Regions from separate parts of the Homo sapiens genome. Here region 2 is linked to region 1. The links are chromatin loops, found by intact Hi-C in ENCODE. Cell type or tissue: GM12878. All regions are shown on one strand. Each heading gives the region's core, and the rest is flanking DNA. Links, peaks and the distances in the headings are about the cores only. Region 1 overlaps GAS7 (growth arrest specific 7). Region 2 overlaps GAS7 (growth arrest specific 7).

Region 1 (2,803 bases), core at 91-2,590:
TGCATGTGTCTAAAATTAACTAAAGATGGAATGGCATAATGACCACTAGAATTTAAGCTGAAGGAGGAGGAGTTTAACCACTTATATTTCCTGCAATATAACCCCGTGTCCAGCACAGTGCCTGACACAGAATAGGCCCTCAAATATGTGTTGAATGAATAATAATAATATTCATATTGAGGATGATTCTCAAATAAAGGGTTGTTTATAGATTAAAATACACTGTTTTGCTGCAGCTCCCAGAGTCCCAGCCTAGAGCTCAGACACGGTGAGTGTGGCCAGAAAATGGTGGTCTTTGTTGTCAGACTGAGTTCCAGAGATGCCACTTCTCACTGAGGCCTCAGTTCCTTCCATTAAAAGTGGAAATGGGCCGGGCGCGTAGTCCCAGCACTTTGGGAGGCTGAGACAGACGGATCATGAGGTCAGGAGATCGAGACCATCCTGGCTAACACGGTGAAACCCTGTCTCTACTAAAAATACAAAAAAATTAGCCGGGCGTGGTGGCAGGCTCCTGTAGTCCCAGCTCTTCAGGAGGCTGAGGCAGGAGAATGGCGGGAACCTGGGAGGCGGAGCTTGCAGTGAGCTGATATCGCGCCACTGTACTCCGGTCTGGGCAACAGAGCGAGACTCCGTCTCAAAAAAAAAAAAAAAAAGGAAATGACAGCACCTATCTCATAGGTGTTTTGTGACCGCTGAAGGGGATGCCAGATGTGGAGGGGCTTGGCGTGACCAGGCGTAAATGGTTCTTCAGAGAGTAGTTTCTTTCCTGCAGAGAAACTGTGGTTGTGATTTAAATATCATTTAATTTTTTTTTTCGAGATGGAGTCTTGCTCTGTCACCCAGGCTGGAGTGCAACGACGCGATCTCTGCTCACCACAACCTCCGCCTCCTGGCTTCAAGCAATTCTCCTGCCTCAGCCATTTACTTTTAAGAGGGAATTTCAAATGTCTTGTAGCAATGGCTGTACTGGAAGGCATTGAAAAACCAGAGATGGAGGAAACTCTGGTGCGCAGGAGGGAACCAGGTCTCTGTGAACTGCTGCTTTTGTATTGGCCAAGGGAGATAAGCAGGGGCCTCCAGGAGAATGTGGCCTGATTGCAAATTCTGCATCTGCCTGGACCAAGGCAATGGGGCTCGCTTGGAGGACAGGGCAGCATAGCCTGGGGGCAAGCCAGCTTCTGGGTAGGAAGGGAGAAGGGCTGAGAAACGGAGTGGCAGGGCTGCCATCTGACTAGAAAAACCTGGCCATAGCTAGGCAGACCCTCCTTGTGAGGACTACAGGGCAAGGAGAGAAGCCATGGGTAGAGAGACCGCCAAACCAGGGCAAGGAAGAAAGAAAATTTGGTGGTGGGGGAGGAGGAGATAGAGCAAGTAGCACAGAAGGGTGAGTATAAAGAGAGGCAAAGAGGAGAAGACTGCAGGAATCTCAGATCAAAGTCAAGACCCCAGAGTCCATTTCCTTCTGCTCTGGTATCTGTGGTTATTTTACCTGATAACCACAGGGGGCAGCAGAGAGCCGGCACAAGCCAAGAAAAGTGGACGAGCCCCAGCAGGAGGCCACTGGGGGCCAGAGGCTTGTAGGTGGGCCCATGGCCAGTCACCATAACCAGTGGCTTAGGTCCAGGGGCTCCTTGTGGCTTTCCCACTGGAGCCCAATATTGCTAATGCAGGCAGGATGCAGCCTTAACAAGGGGAAATGAAGCCCGGAAGTGACTATTTAAAATTAATAACTTCCGCCTAGCTCACTGTTTTTAAAATTTATTATTATTATTTTGAAGAAGGGGCATCTGTGCTTTGAAACTCAGATTTACATAGTCTTCAAGCTTTCAACTGGTCTCTCACTTTACAAATTATTCATTCACTCACTCATCCATTCATTTATTCATTTATAGAGATAGGGTCTTGCTGTGTTGTCCAGGCTGGACTTGAACTCCTGGATCCTATTGCATCAGCCTCCCAAGTAGCTGGGACTACAGGCGTGTGCCACTGTGCCCAGCTGTCTTTATAAGTTTTATTCTATGTGGGGTAGACACTGGCATTCGCTGAGGAGAAGATTAACATCTTTGGCTCTTAGCATTAATGCTAAAATAGTACCTCCCTTAGACTGGTTTCATCCATGGCCAGTATATGGCTCTCTGGGTCTCAGCGGAAGAGGTCTGAATGGAGTTCTAGTTACCACTAGGAAAATATGTGTTTTGTGTGAATTAGGTGGGGTGGGAAGAGGCTCCCCGGGGCACATCTCACTTCTTCCACTCTGACCGCACTGTTCCTCCTAGAACCTCTGGGGCCTGTGTGGCCATGGCTCTGTTAGTAGAGTGTGGGCAGTCATCCGGGATGACCTAAGACCACAGGGATGGACGTCCAGAGAATGCAGAAGGGTCTCAATCCAGCATCTCTTGAGGCCTGGAGCTGCCGCTTCAGTCTTACTGTGACTTGGTCAAGGAGCCAGATGTGTTGTAAGCAGATTAGGGAATCTTGTATTGGAAAAGACCTGGACACGGCTTCCTCCCTGTGGGTAGTATGGTCCTCTGGGGTGACTTGTCCTGCTGCTGGTGAGGTCACCCAGCCAGAGCCCCAGTGGCTCTCTCCAGATGTCTGCCTGGCCTGGCCTGGCCTGGCTCAGCACCATCCCTGCCCCAGGCTCACAGTGTCTTTGTGTTATGGGTTGGTCAGATCTCGCCAAGACAAGGAGATGGACTGGGCTGAATCCTTCAGGCAGCTGCATCGTCCCTGATGGGGCCCATTTGGAGGTTAGAGGGGAGGGATATGGTACTTACGGAGACTCTAGCTTGTGGGGGGTCTG
Region 2 (2,803 bases), core at 210-2,709, 53 kb before region 1:
TATGGAGGAAGGGGGCGTCCCTGAGACCCTGTACCCTAGAGACTGCTTGGGCTGATGAATAATTTTTCCGTTCATGACTGTGAAGCAGTTACAAAAGTGAGTCATCACCCTACCCAGATGTGTTTTCTTATTAATTATCTTTTTTTTTTTTTTTTTTTTTTTGACGGAGTCTCGCTCTGTCACCCAGGCCGGAGTGCGGTGGCACTATCTCAGCTCACTGCAACCTCTGCCTCCCAGGTTCAAGTGATTCTACTGCCTCAGCTTCCCAAGTAGCTGGGACTACAGGCACGTGCCACCACGCCCAGCTAATTTTCGTATTTTTAATAGAGACAGGATTTCACAATATTGGCCAGGCTGGTTTTGAACTCGTGACCTCATGATCTGCCCGTCTTGGCTTCCCAACGTGCTAGGATTACAGGCATGAGCCACCGTGCTCGGCCTATTAATTATCATTTTAAGACAACCCAATTCATCCTACAGAGGACAAGGGCCTACAGCAAATAAGGCCTATTTTGGTTGACAGTTTTCAACTTGACTGAAACGAAAAAAATAATAAGAGGGTTGGTCTTATCTGATGCCGTTGAACTCAGGAAAACTCAGGTTGGTGGAAATATCATCAGTCTTTTTGCTTTGGGATCACGGATTCTCTGCTGTCTGCCGTTCGTGTGTGTGGCTTCATATGTAGCAACCTATCTATTTGCAGAGGCCACAAGGAGAGACCAGTAGCGTGTTTTTCACGGCCAACGCTAATCACTAAGGATGGTTAATAAAGGAAAACCAAAGTGACTTCTGGATTGAGATGCTAGGATGAACCCAAACAGTAAACCCTTAGAATGTATTCGTGAGTCTTCCATACTCTGAGAGATTAACTTTGGGGAATCCTAAAGAATTAAATGTCTGCAGGACTAGTGTGTTCTGCTGAGGTCAGGCCACAGCAGATCAGCCTCCTGGTTTGTAATGGCCCGGAAAGGTCCCTTGCCCTTGGCTGGGGGCCCTACTGGGATTTGCAATGACAGTGATTTCTGTGTGTTGCCTGGAGTGATGCATTGTTGTCTGTGATTGTATCTGTTCGTCTGTGTGATGCAATGTCAAAGTGGTGTCGGAGACGGCTGTTAATGTTTAACAGCATCAAAACTGTCCCCTCTTTGCTGTTACAAAACTGAGGAGTCACAGGCTATGAAAGCTTTCATGGCCATTTTAATTTCACAAACCTGTAAGGACTGAAGGTGAAGGTCTTGGCCATCTAGGTTCAAATGAAGTTTTGCTTTTACCTTCTTCTTTTTTTTTTTTTTTTTTAGGCAGTCTTGCTCTGTCACTCAGGCCGGAGTGCAGCTGCACGATCTTGGCTCACTGCAACCTCTGCCTCCTGAGTTCAAGCAATTCTCCTGTCTCAGCCTCCCTGGTAGCTGGGATTACAGGCGCACACCACCACGCCTGGCTAATTTTTGTATTTTTAGTAGAGGTGGGGTTTTGCCATGTTGGCCATGCTAGTCTCAAACTCCTGACCTCAGGTCATCCACCTGCCTCGGCCTCCCAAAGTGTTGGGATTACAGGTGTGAGCCACCGTGCCCGGCCCGCTTTTACCTTCTTATGGGTGAGAGCCCATCTCCAAGAACAGAAAAGTATCTTGGTCCTGTCTATTTCTGTAGCATGTCTGACCTCAAAAGCGAGTGTGTGGATTCGTCACCCGGCCTCTCCTCCCACACTGCAGAGAGAAGATGCAAATAACTCAGCTGCCGGTGGGGGACTCCCCACCGCTGGATGTGATGCTCTTGCCTCCTCTTCATGGCTGGTTTGGGACCATTTTGCAAGTGTAGGCTTGAGCATTGCCTTTCTCTTGTTTTTATGATGGGTGAGAGGGGGGAGAGAGAAAGAAGGTGGGGGGGATTCTATAGCCGGTTTCCTCCCTCTAGTTTCTCCCTCACATTTGACCTTTTTATACCCTGGTATCATGATGATTTCTACAAAGCACAGCCCTGATTGTGACTTCTCCCTGGCTCAGAATCCACTGATGGTTTCTTCTCCTTTATAGAATCGAAATTTCTTAGTTCTTGGTGTCCTCATGGCCTCCCATGATCTGATGCCATCCTTCACTACTATATTTCTCACCTCCCATGCCTCTTAAACTCTAATGAATGGATCCACCTGCTTTTCCCCCACAGCCTCTACCCACACGGTTTCTCTCTCACCTTGGCTCAGGCTGGCCCCATGGCCTAGAATATTGCCCCTGTGGCTTGTTCTTCTGACCCATCCTGCCCAATCTCTCGCAGGAGCCTCTGTTTTCCTCTGTTAAATGAGGGCGATCATAGAATTTTCCTTTTTGGTTTGTTAGAGGGATTAAGTGACATGAAACATGTGAAGCATAGAACAGCGCCTGGTCCAAAGTGAGTGCTCAGTACAAGATCCTCACAGCCACTCCTGCAGCAGATTGAAACCCAGCAATTAGAGAGGGAGGAAGAGTCCCCCCAGCAGCCACGTCAGTAACTTTAGGAAGGAAGAGATGGGCCCTGCTGTCAGGCATGTAAGAGAAAAGACCAGGAAGGTGGGATGCGGACACAGAAGGAATTGATATGTCCAAGGGAAAGGCACATTGTCACCCCCTCTGGGAGCCCCAGAGGGTGCCACACCCCTAAACGGAAAATCCCTCGATTGACATTAGGATGCTGGCTGTGTCACCTCGGTCTCCCCAAGATTGAACGCAAGACGAGCCATGGTGAGTGAGTCCTGCTATAGGTGGCCAGCCTCGTCGTCTTTATTTATTTATTTATTTTTGAGACAGGGTCTCACTCTGACGTCCAGGTTG

Evidence for each region. Peaks named below come from ENCODE experiments on the same cell type or tissue, not always from the same donor. Only the 100,000 strongest peaks of a DNase experiment are listed, where the experiment ranks them.
Region 2: a loop joins it to region 1, with 2.5 times the contacts of the local background. A loop is called at or near these places in 3 of 110 quality-filtered maps.

The regions. Positions count from the first base shown.
Region 1 is chr17:9,986,700-9,989,502 of GRCh38, reverse strand. All of the region lies in intron 2 of GAS7 (growth arrest specific 7), which reads left to right. Among named protein-coding and RNA genes, the nearest start is that of RCVRN, 83 kb to the right of the region's middle. In GM12878, for the core only: a CTCF peak has its summit at 1,507; a DNase peak (open chromatin) is centred at 722; H3K27ac peaks cover 764 bases.
Region 2 is chr17:10,039,652-10,042,454 of GRCh38, reverse strand. The region is part of intron 1 of GAS7 (growth arrest specific 7); the gene reads left to right. Among named protein-coding and RNA genes, the nearest start is that of RCVRN, 140 kb to the right of the region's middle. In GM12878, for the core only: no CTCF peak of the experiment used is centred there; DNase peaks (open chromatin) are centred at 1,122 and 1,754; H3K27ac peaks cover 2,215 bases.